4 separate regions of the Homo sapiens genome follow, and regions 1, 3 and 4 are each linked to region 2. The links are chromatin contacts, found by Hi-C in ENCODE. All regions are on one chromosome and are shown on one strand. Each heading gives the region's core, a stretch centred on a gene start or an enhancer-like site at or near the end of the contact. The rest is flanking DNA. Distances are from core to core; before and after follow the strand shown. Region 1 holds the start of VRK1 (VRK serine/threonine kinase 1). Region 2 holds the start of DICER1 (dicer 1, ribonuclease III). Region 3 holds the start of AK7 (adenylate kinase 7). Region 4 holds the start of BTBD7 (BTB domain containing 7).

Region 1 (2,717 bases), core at 68-2,567, 1.6 Mb after region 2:
GAGGCGGGGTGGATTGTTTGAGCTCAGGAGTTCAAGACCAGCCTGGGCAACATGGTCAAACCCTGTCTCTACAAAAAATACAAAAATTAGCCAGAAGTGGTGGCCTGTGCGTGTAATCCCAGCTACTCGGAGGGTTGAGGTGGGAGGATTGCTTGAGCCCAGGAGGTCGTGGCTGCAGTGAACCGAGATCGCGCCAATGCATTGCAGCCTGGGTGACAAAGTGAGACTATATCTTTAAAAAAAAGAAAAAGAAAAGTAAAATCGACAAATAAACCCCCAAAGCTATGTAAACTCATTGAGGGACCTGCGCAAGTGAGGTCCTGAAGCTTACGCTTCATTGGCTTCATTGTTAATCTCCCTCTGCCTGTGACTTCAGTGATTTTGACCTAGAACAATGACCCAGTGCCCAATAAGCTCTCAGCCTCATGGGTGATGGAGACTTAGCTGATTATAATAAACACAATGCGGCCGGGCGCGGTGGCTCACGCCTGTAATCCCAGCACTTGGCGAGGCCAAGGCGGGCGGATCACAAGGTCAGGAGATCGAGACCATCCTGGCTAACACGGTGAAACCCCGTCTCTACTAAAAACAGAAAAAAATTAGCTGGGCGTGATGGCGAGCGCCTGTAGTCCCAGCTACTCGGGAGGCTGAGGCAGGAGAATGGCGTGAACCCGGGAGACGGAGCTTGCAGTGAGCCGAGACTGTGCCACTGTACTCCAGCCTGGGCGACAGAGTGAGACTCCGTCTCAAAAAAATAAATAAATAAAAATAAATAATAAACACAATGCAAACTGTGGCATACGTTGATTACAGATGAAACACTATAGATGATTAGGTAGACATTGAGATATGCTTTGAAATAGGCTTCGAAAAACAGGTAGGATTTAGACACATATCAATGAGTGGGCAGAATAATACTAACACTATCTGCTATTTATTGAGCACCAACTAAGTTTAAAGTACTGCCTATAGATTATTTCATTTAATCCTAACAGAAACAGGAAACTTATTTTACACCCAACTCTCTGCCAATACACTTAATAAATCAAGCTACTACGAACAAGGCTGTAAACCACATTTCCTAGAAGACCAGGGAGCAGAAGGACGGGGATCTCCCTTTGCCGCTAAGAGACTCCAACTCCCAGGATGCCTTGGGAGCGCTGGACCACAGCTCCCGGCATTCCCGGGGAGGCGCGGGGCTAGCGTAGCCTCCGCCCCGCGCCTCGCGTTACCACTCGTCCCGCCCCTCCTCGTCGCCTCCGAGCCAATGGGAAGGCTCCATACTGCAGGGTGCGAAGGGGCCGGCGCCGCTGCCGAGTTACGAGTCGGCGAAAGCGGCGGGAAGTTCGTACTGGGCAGAACGCGACGGGTCTGCGGCTTAGGGTAGGGAGGCCGCAGGCGACACGGCTCGAGGACTCGCGCGCCGAGCCGGGGGCGCGGAGGCGGGCGGCCGGGGCTGGGGCCGGCACTGGGCCTTCCGGGCGGCCTGTGGGTCCACCGGGGTGCGGGAGTCGCCGTCAGCCTCGGTCGCCCCGCGGGACCGCGCTCCGCCGCGTGGCTTCCGCCTGCGCGGGCGTCCGCTCCTTCCTTGTCTCGTTCAGGCCCCGCAGGCGCCCCCGGGGATGCCTGGACTGGCCAGGCCGGCCCCCATCTGAGCTCCACGTTCTGGACGCGCGTGGTGTCGCGGCCGAGCTCGCAAACGCCGCCTCGGGCCTCACCGGGAAGCCGGTTCTGTCAGGCGGGGCTCCGGGTGAACAGCGCAGGCGAGGCCCCTGCCCCGCAGAGCTCACTCTGTAGAAGGGAAACAACACACGCAGCTGCGATGTTTTGCGGATACGGAAATGCTTTCTTAGAAACGGGACAGGCAGTTGCGGGCTAGAGGAATGGGGGCGAGGCTCTTTAGGTTAGGTGATCCGGGAGGGCATCTCAGAGGATGTGACCTTTGACTTGAGACCTGAGAGGGGAGGCCGACCCCTGAGGATAGCAGCCAGGCCTGGGGACCGCGAGGCCGCCCGTTATTTCCCTGTCACATCGCGGGGAGGCCCCGTGATCCTGTACTTGAGGGTCTGTCTGGTGCAAGGCAGTTAGAGCCGCTTGTGTGTTTTGCAAGGGACTTTCATAACCGTTTGACAGTTCCTCCTCATTCTGTCCTTACCTGGCAGGGTGGCATCCTTTACTGTTGCAGCTCCATTCAGGGGCAACGCATAGTTTTTCCTACCACCGAAATAGTATTGTGGTTCTCGTCTCAAAACTCTTAGGTGGTAGAATTAAATTCGACAGACAGCAGCAGAGTCAGACACTATAGGTTCCTGTTGAGGCCACCCATTTTTCTGATGTCCTTTCTTTCAAGTCACTCATTTTTGTTTTCCTTTGTATAGACTCTTCCCTTCCCTTTCCTGTGTCCCTTTCTTGGAACAACTTGGAAATACAATTTGCTATTGGGAGGATGTTGGTTTTAGGGAACTGTTGAAGAACTTCATTAATTATTGTGTGTGTGTTTTTCTTTTCTTCTTCTTTTTTTTTAAACTGGAATTGCCCATCTGTTGAGACTGAAATTCAAGAGTAAAAAAAAGTAGGGCAGCATTTATTTTCAAGAGTTGACAATAAAGGCACCTTTCTTTATGACATGCTGAGCATGATACTTTGGGGGAGAATTTAATCTAGAATTTTGAAGCATTTTCAGAAGGAAGCAAGGGTTCTTTATATAGTCATTTTAT
Region 2 (3,050 bases), core at 173-2,672:
CACCAATACATATTCAATATAGCTAACCTGTTTTAACAGCACATTTTTAACAATATTTTCCGAGTTGCTTAAATCCTAACCTGAGTCCTTTTCCACTGTTTGAAAACAAGCACCACGAAGACACCTGACAATCAGGATTGTAAAGATTCAGAATATTCGAAGACAGAAGCATAGGCGTCCAAGTGATCCTCTTTCATCAGATGAATGTTTTTAAAACCTGAAAGTCCTAAGAACACTTACTTATCGTGTAGACCAGTAACGTGTCCCTTTAACCACAACTCTCTCCACAAAAGCACGGAGTTAACACTACACAAATAGGACCCTCCAACTCATCTCCACGTTTCCGCGGATCTTCAGGTTCCTAAGGACACACTCAGTGGTTTGCTGGCTCTGACCTCCAGGCAGAGCCATCAGGGCAACTCAGCTTTTCTGGACAATCTACAGAAATCTGATGTGCTAACTTAAAACATACACTGATTTCCCCAAAATCAAAAACCCTGAAGAAAGGGTCCTCCGCAGGGTCTAGGCATTTTGGCACAAAAACATCTGAGGGGAGAGGCAAAAGAATGGCCTCGGCCCCTGCCCGCCCCCCAGGGCCCCAATCTGGTCCCCTGACAGTAATCACACAGGACCCTCCCGGGAGGGACCGAGAGCCCAGCTTCGTCCCCTCCGGGCGCGGCACAGCGGCCCCATCAGAGGAGGGCCCCAGGGTGCTCCGGCAGGTCAGGCGCGCGTCTCCACCTCCGCTGCTCCCGCGCCACCTTAGCGCGCGTGACGGGACCTGTCAAGAGCCCCAGGCCTCGCCAGGCCGGGGAGTGGACAGGCGCCGGCATCCCCCACCACGCCACGGCGGCCCGGAAAGTCTCCCAGGGCTGCCTCGCGGGGAGGCGCCGGGGTCCGGGCCCAGGAGCAGAGCCGAGGCGGGCAGACGCCGGGTCCACAGGCCGCGCTGTGCGGGACGACGAGGCAGGCGAGGCCGCGCCCTTCGTCAGCGCCCGCCAGGCCCGGACGCGCGGCTCGGGGCCATGGCCGGCACGCGGGCCTCCGCGCGGAGGCGGGAGCGCGGCCAGGCGACCCGCTCCCCGCCCCGGACACAAAGCTGCTCCGCGGGAGCCCGCCTCACCTGCAGCACGGGGCGCCGCGGGCCTTCGAGAACCATCGGACCCCGCTCCGGCGCGCGCGTCACAGCCCAGGCCTCCCGGAGCCGCCCGGCGCCGCCGCCCCCGCCGCCATTTCCTCGCGCTCGCCGTCGCCTCGTCCCCGCTGTCAGGTTACTCCATTCACCTGGGCCTGCAGCAGCCTGCGCCGCGCCTCCGCCTCGACCCCTCCCGCCGGCGCCTGCGGAGACTGCGCAGCGCCCGGCTGGCCGGCAGCCAGCGCACGGCCCGCGGCAACGGCGCACAGCCGCTTGGAGAATCCCACTGGCTCCCGCACCGCCCCTCCGCGCCCCCACGCTCCGCTCGCCCCGTGGCGGCATGAGAGCGAGCCTGTGATTGGACAGGGCCTGGCGGTGAAAGGTTAATCCCGGCCCCCCAGCCACTCAGGAGCAGGGAGACAGCGGGCGCGCGCGCGGAGGCCGGAGAGGCGTTTGCGGCCCAGCGCCTGGACTGGACCTTGGCGTTGGGCCGCAGTTGCCCGGAGTTTTTGGGGCCCCCGGGAACCCGCGCGCCGAGGCCGGCTAAGTTTGGCAGACTCTCTGAGCTCTCGGAATTCGACTGCCTCCATTGTTGCTCCTTCTGGCACCCACAGACCGTAACGTGGCCGTAATTGTTTCCCGGAGAGCTTAGCTTCCCTCTGAGCACCTCCCTCCCCTTTTTAAAGTACCTTCCCACTCGCCTGCGTTTCCTCGCGTTAGTGGTGCAGGGGCCTCCGCATTTGGGGAAATAACAAACACCCACTTCCGCCCCCCACCCCAACCGGGATCCCCAGATAATGAGAAATAGATGGTGGCCCTCTGTTTGTAAGCTGTTCATTTGCATAGGTCGGAACCGCGCACCACAGCTTGAAGCTAGGAATTAAAATATCGGTGGGAATTAAATAAGTGGCTGGCTTAAAGAACATCTTCTTAATTTATCCCCAAATGTAGACATCTCTTCAGTGGACCCCCTGATAGGCCGGTTTGCTCCAGGTGAGGTGTGCTCACAGCAACTGCAACCGTGTTTCTTTCAGACCATGGGCGTGAGCAGAACCTACTATGCGCCCCTGCTGCCTGGGCTGTGCTGTTCAGTTTGGGGCCACCAGCCCCACATGGCTCCTGAGCACTTAAAGTATGGCTAGTCGGAATCGAGATATATGCATTCTTTACCAAATAATGTTCAAAAAATTGTTACATGTTGAAGTGATAAACTTTTTCCATATATTGGGATAAAAGTTTTATTTGTTTATTTTTTAGTGTGGGTTCTACAGAATTTTAAATGTCACCTGTGGCCTGCATTATATTGCCATTGGGCAGGCTGATCTAGGGCTTGCATGCCTGTGATCCTTAGGTGCACCCTGTGAGGTAGGTGCTTTAACTGTGTGCACCCTGTGAGGTAGGTGCTTTAACTGTGTGCACATTGTGAGGTAGGTGCTGAAACTGCTTCCTGTTTTTTTTTTTTTTTTCTTTTGAGACGGAGTCTCACTCTGTCTCCAGGCTGGAGTGCAGTGGTGCGACCTGGGCTTACTGCAATCTCCGCCTCCCAGGTTCAAGTGATTCTCCTGCCTCAGCCTCCCGAGTAGCTGGGATTACAGGGGCACGCCACCACACCCAGCTAATTTTTGTATTTTTAGAAGAGACGGGGTTTCACCATGTTGGCCATGATGGTCTCGATTTCTGACCTTGTCATCCGTCCGCCTTGGCCTCCCAAAGTGCTGGGATTACGGGCGTGAGCCACCGTACCCAGCCTGCTTCCTGTTTTAACAGACGAAGAAATGGAATAACTTCCAACAAGTAAGTAGCCAGTAAGTGAACAACTGAGATTTGAACCCACGTAGTCTGGCTTTGAGGCTGGTGTGCTCAGTCATTACTGTGCTAAAATTTTGATAATATATTTACTATGAATTGGCTTAAG
Region 3 (2,898 bases), core at 72-2,571, 1.2 Mb after region 2:
AAAGAACAAGAACGCTGGCGTGGTGGCTCATGCCTGTAATACCAGCACTTTGGGAGGACGAGGCAGGAGAGTTTCTTGAGCTCCGGAGTTAGAGACTAGCCTGGGCAACAAACATAGTGAGACCCTGTCTCTATTAAAAATAATAAAAAGAACGAGAAGAAACCACGCACACACAATTGCTGCAAGTGTTAAATATTTGCATTTAAGGAGTTAATGCTTAAGGCATGAAAACAGTTCAATATGATCAGGCTATTCCAAGGGAACTGCGTATTCTTAGTCCACCACAACCTTTATGGTCCAGTGATCACCGAGGTGAATGTTATCTTTTAATTTGTGGATTTATCTCAGCAACTGCATGTATAATCTCTTGTGGAACGGTCAAGTCTAAATTTCTTCCCTTGGTGAATGTGAGCGAATCCCGGGCGCCTACGGGCTCTGGTCGCCCCCAGCCGACACCAGGGGTCTTCCCGGAACGTGCGTCTGGAAACAACCCCCAAGGGAGCTGAGCCGGCGGACCAAGCCGCACCTGCCGCAAGGCGGGACCACGCTAGCGTCGCTCGGGTGTTCGGGAGCCCGAAACTCCATGGCAACAGCTTTTCTTCGCAGCTGAGGCTTACGTCCCGTCGCCCCGGCCAGACCACCCCATGGGAGCGTGCTGAGTAACTCCCACGTGTCGGGGAGAGGCCTAGGCTGTGGGCCATTCCCTCTTCTTCAGAATTCTCATTATTTTTAGTCATCGGGTCAAGCGGACACAGGGATGTGTTTCCAGACTTTCCGAACAATGGAGATTAAAAAGGCACAGCAATCACATGGCCCCCCGGGACAGACGCCCAGGGAGCTTCGGAAAGAAACCATGCACTGCCCAAGGGCTCCCAGTGGGCAGCAAGCCAGGGTGAGACCCGGGCTGCACGCGCGGCGCCGCGGAAAGCACTCGCAGGGACATCCGCCTGGCGCCCAGCAGCCGACAGCGCGCGCAGTTGCGAGCCCTGAGCCCCGCTTCGCCCGGCGCGCCCCGCCCAGCCCACTGCACTACACACCCCGCCCTGCCCGGCATGCCCCGCCCAACCCCCCGGCACGACTCGCCCCGCCCTACCCGGCACGCCCCGCCCAGCGACCGGCACAGCCTGCCCCGTCCCGCCTGGCACGCCCTGATTAGCGCCGGGCACGACACGCACCGCCCCGCCCGGCACTCCCTGCTTCGCCCACGACACGCCCCTCCCCGCCCGGCAAACTGCCCGGAGCCAAGGCCCCGCCCCCAGAGAGAACCTGCCCCGCCTCCCTGGCCCGGGCCCCGCCTCCTTGGCAAGCGAGTGGCGCTTTCACCTTAGCAACCAGCGCGGCTCCCACCATGGCTGAAGAAGAGGAAACTGCTGCTCTCACGGAGAAGGTTATCCGGACCCAGAGGGTGTTTATAAACCTGTTGGATTCCTACAGCAGCGGAAACATCGGGAAGGTGAGCGGCGGCGGCGGCCCAGAGCCTCACGCCAGCTCTCAGCTCCCAGCCCTCGGCCCCCGGTCCGCAAACCCAGCGAGGGTCTGCGCCCCAGGGCGCTGTCGGGGCCTTTCCTCAGGGAGGGTCCCGCGTCCTGGGCACCACCAATGCCCCCTGGACCCCAGTCCGCACCCAGGCTGGTCAAGAGATTCTACATGGAAGCTCAGGTGTCTGGAAATCACTGGTCCATCCCCTGTTCCTCCTTTTAATGAGGGGAAACTGAGGCTAAGAGGCAGGGACTTGCCCAAGATCACATAGAGAGTTGAGGCCAGAACCTGGACAGAGACTCCAGGTCTCTTGCCCCCTCCTAGGTTCTCTTTCTACCCTTCCATCGATTTTGAAGCAGGCAGCTAAACGAGAAAATAAATCAATTTTTTTTTTTTGAGACGGAGCCTTGCTCTGTCGCCCAGGCTGGAGTGCAGTGGCGCGATCTCGGCTCACTGCAAGCTCCGCCTCCCGGGTTCACGCCATTCTCCTGCCTCAGCCTCCGAGTAGCTGGGACTACAGGCGCCCGACACCGCGCCCGGCTAATTTTTTGTATTTTTAGCAGAGACGGGGTTTCACTGTGTTAGCCAGGATGGTCTCGATCGATCTCCTGACCTCGTGACCCACCCGTCTCGGCCTCCCAAATTACAGGCCGAGTAAATCCAAAAGGGATTACAGGCGTGAGTAAATCAAATTTTTATATTGCCCATGAAGCGTTTTTCATTCATCCATCCCTTCAATATATGGTTTTTGAGCATCTATTATGGACCAGACACTGTTTGGGTCCCCGAGTTCCATTAAGTTTCCTCACCTTTCTGTGTCTTTATCCCTGGAAAATGAAGATATTCAGAAAAAGGGCTCTGGGGCCCTTCATGCTAATATGATCAGTTGTCAAAAGAAAGCCATGATTTTATCATTCCCTGTGGGTAGGACCCGTCCATCTGAATTCTGTCCTCTAGAGCTACAGAGAAATCTAATCTCACCCTGGACAGACTTCTCTGAGGCTAATGACTGCACTTTCGAACAGGACAAATCTGCTTAAAATAGGATGAGGCTACAGTACGTACAATCTGTATTAGTTTTCTAGGGCTGTGGTAACCAATTGCCACAAACTGGATGACCTTATAAAACAGAAATTATTCTCTCGCAGTTCTTGAGGGCAGAAGTCCAAGATCAAGGTGTCAGCAGGGTTGGTTTCTACTGGAAGCTCCAGGGGAAGAACTGTTGCTTGCCCCTCTCCTAGCTTCTGGTAGTTGCCAATAATTCTTGGCACCCCTTGGCAGTAGACTCCAATCTCTGCCACCTTCTTCACATGGTGTTCTCTCCCCTGTGTCTCTGTGTCAAAACTTCCCTCTTCTCATAAGGACACCAGTTGTTGGATGAGGACTCACCCTATCCAATATGGCTTCATTTTAACTTGA
Region 4 (2,786 bases), core at 42-2,541, 1.8 Mb before region 2:
GCAGCGGGCGCCTGTAATCCCAGCTACTTGGGAGGCTGAGACAGGAGAATCGCTTGAACCTGAGAGGCGGAGGTTGCAGTGAGTCGAGATCGCACCACTGTTCTCCAGCCTGGGTGACAGAGCGAGACTCCGTCTCCCCCCCCCCAAAAAGGTTGTTAGTTGAAAAAGCTAAGTAATTCTGTAAAAATGTCTACTTTCTCATTACAGTAAGATGTTTTCGCAGAGTTAACAGTGCTCTGGTGTAGATAACCAAGACTGCTTCTGTAAATTAGGCCTACTCCAGAGTACTTATTATCTGTGCTGGTATGTGAAGACGTGCAATTGTAGTTCACAGGAGAAACAACACTCCTCAGAGTTTCTTGAAAAACGGTGAGAAAGTTCTCACCCTCGGGGTAAAGCTAGCAAACACTGTGCAAATAAGGTACTGAAATATGCACACTTTTTGCCATTCAAGTAGTCCAACAAGCACAGCCTCCTCTTCTTTATCAAACACTCGGTATTGTCTCCCTCCCAACCTGTCAAAGCTCAATTCCAGGTTTATCCCGCAATAGTAACTTACCCGGACAATCTAACTTCCCCTGGGAGTAGCAGTCCTCAGGCCTGCTCCCTTCCCAGACCCCGCCGGCCACTCTCACGCCCACCCCTGGCGGTCGCAACCCCGCACCCGGGTAAACACGCGCCCCCGTCTCGGGAGCGGTTTCTCAGCGTCCTGGGAGCGACGGGTCCCGCCCCTCGGCGCCCGGAGCCCAAAGCCGGCCGGGCTGCCGTCGCGACTCCCTCGGGCCGCTCTCCCCGCCCCGAGCGCCACACCTCGCGCCCCTGCCCCAGGGACGGCGGCGCGCTCCAGCCCGCCCCTCGGAGCGCACAGAGACCGGCCAGTCCGGCGCCGCCGCGCCTCAGCCCCAGACGGACGACTGGCCCCTCCCCGCCCGGCGCCCCAGCGCCTCCCGCGGCGGCTTGGCCCCAGCCCCGGCGCCCCCACGCCTAAGAACAGCCCCTTCCTCTCCCGGACGCCCCGCGCCACACCGGACACAGCCTCGGCTCCACAGCCTCAGAGACACCAAGGGACACTCACCCCGGAGGCTCCTCCCGCCGCTGCTGCTGCCGCTGGGACCGCTGCCGTCGCCTCCGCCGCCGCCGCCACCAGCACCGCCGTCCGCACCGGCGCCAGCACCCCCGGCCATCCTCCTCCCACCGCCGCCGCCGCCGCCCTCTCCTCTCCTGTCAGTGGCTCAGGCTCCGGGACTGCTCCAGGTTCCCCTCGCCGCCATTTTGACTCCTAGACGGAGCAGGAGGGGCTCGGTTCGGCGTGGCCCTGGGGCGCCTGCGCGGCGCTGCGGAGCCGGCCGGAGCCCCCGCCCTCCCCTGCCGTCGTCCCGCTCAGGGTCACGTGGCCCGACGTCGCCGCGCGAGTCGGGCCGCGTGGGGGGGCGGTGCGTTCGCTGGATCCATGGGAGCGGAGTGCGCGCGCATTATTTTTGCTCGTCGGCTGGGAGCCGGGCGTCGGGTCGCTGGGAGTTTGCCTCTTGTGGCAGCATCCTGCTTAGTCCAGCGAATTGTGACACATTATTAAATGTATCAGAATATAAGAACTGTGTCACTACTACGTCACCAGATGGCCATTTCCACGAATTCATGTTTCCGTTCGGCGGCCGGCGTCCCTCGGGTGGTCGCATGCAATGAGTGCATCTTTCTCGAGAACAACTCTTCCGCGGAAAGTCATTGCTGACAGTCCTGGCATTCCGGTGGCTGCTTCTTGGCAGTGAGCACTTGTCTATCGTAAGCACTTGTCTGCATGGTACTTTTACAGGCACCACCTTGCTACTTGTGTAGTAGGTTAAAAAATAATCTTTAAGACACTGAAAAGTTTTCCTTAACAAGATACCCCTGTAAACAAAGGACAAAATTGATGAAAACACACAGTCGCCACGTGGGAGAGCCAAGTCGCTCTTCCCTAGATGCCCCTTGTTTGGGGGTTTGCAATAATTTCAGCGATGCAATAACAAAAATACTGTATTTATGGGGCACTGTCGTTTTCCAGAGAGATCCATGGTTTCATTTGAACGCCAAAGCCACCCTTTGTGGTAGTCAGGATAGGTGTTTTTATTGCTGTTTTACAACCAAGGAGACAGGCTCAGAAATACTAACAAGTAGGCAAGCCAAGATCAGAACCCAGGCATTCTGAACCCAGTGAGGAGGCACCGTTACACCTCCTTTTCCTCTGATAGACATTAGCAACTCTGGGAATTTATTTGAAAGTATTGTATTTGCATTTTCAATCTCTACCCATTGTTTAACAAGTTTTGTGTCACACAGTTTTTTGTTGTTGTTGTTCTGAAACCACCTCTAAGCTTCAAAGGATAAGAGCAATTTGGAATTTTGTGATGTGTTTTTAACCATCTCTTGACCCTCCATTATTTTATGCTTTTCATATTCAGTTGGAGACAATATCATTGTTGTTTTCCTCTGGACTTCCTTCAGATTTGTATTTTCCTCACCCTCATTCTTCATCACCTTACTTCCTTGAAAAGGATAGCTCTTTCCAATTTGTATTACTTCATTTTCTTTACCCATCTCACCCTTTTCACCCTCTTACCCAATCCTTGAAGGTTTGGAGATTGTAGCAGAGATTGTAGCAGTCCCTTGCCTGAAATTCCCCTCTAGCTGGTAAGGGTCACTTCAGTTGAACATACAGCCTCAGGGCGATAGACAAGAAATGCATGGAAAAGTGAGAAAATATAAAAGAAATAGGTCCATCTAATTGGAGCCAATGATTACCTCTGAGT

The links. A loop is a pair of places that touch in the nucleus more often than their neighbours do. Pooled maps may share reads with other maps.
Region 1: a map of B cell shows a loop between it and region 2 (14-fold over the local background). The contact joins the promoter of VRK1 here to the promoter of DICER1 in region 2. A Hi-C loop is called at or near these places in 2 of 168 maps with a recorded cell type or tissue (B cell and CD4-positive, alpha-beta T cell) and 8 of 50 pooled maps.
Region 3: a map of CD8-positive, alpha-beta T cell shows a loop between it and region 2 (14-fold over the local background). The contact joins the promoter of AK7 here to the promoter of DICER1 in region 2. A Hi-C loop is called at or near these places in 2 of 168 maps with a recorded cell type or tissue (both CD8-positive, alpha-beta T cell), 1 of 37 single-sample maps with no recorded cell type and 8 of 50 pooled maps.
Region 4: a map of CD8-positive, alpha-beta T cell shows a loop between it and region 2 (20-fold over the local background). The contact joins the promoter of BTBD7 here to the promoter of DICER1 in region 2. A Hi-C loop is called at or near these places in 2 of 168 maps with a recorded cell type or tissue (both CD8-positive, alpha-beta T cell) and 13 of 50 pooled maps.

The regions. Positions count from the first base shown.
Region 1 is chr14:96,796,065-96,798,781 of GRCh38, forward strand. It overlaps VRK1 (VRK serine/threonine kinase 1), which reads left to right and starts at 1,318. Exons shown (of 13, transcript NM_003384.3): 1 at 1,318-1,383. RefSeq lists silencers at 1,200-1,399, 1,410-1,699 and an enhancer at 1,644-2,175.
Region 2 is chr14:95,156,107-95,159,156 of GRCh38, forward strand. It overlaps DICER1 (dicer 1, ribonuclease III), which reads right to left and starts at 1,423. Exons shown (of 27, transcript NM_177438.3): 1 at 1,124-1,423. DICER1-AS1 (DICER1 antisense RNA 1) reads left to right here and starts at 1,582. Exons shown (of 4, transcript NR_015415.1): 1 at 1,582-1,752; 2 at 2,087-2,128; 3 at 2,770-2,929. RefSeq lists silencers at 714-1,073, 1,134-1,593 and enhancers at 1,684-1,783, 1,824-1,893.
Region 3 is chr14:96,390,807-96,393,704 of GRCh38, forward strand. It overlaps AK7 (adenylate kinase 7), which reads left to right and starts at 1,322. Exons shown (of 18, transcript NM_152327.5): 1 at 1,322-1,453. The coding sequence starts at 1,349. RefSeq lists a silencer at 882-1,391.
Region 4 is chr14:93,331,745-93,334,530 of GRCh38, forward strand. BTBD7 (BTB domain containing 7) reads right to left here and starts at 1,292. Exons shown (of 11, transcript NM_001002860.4): 1 at 1,076-1,292. It also overlaps a transcript of UNC79 not described here.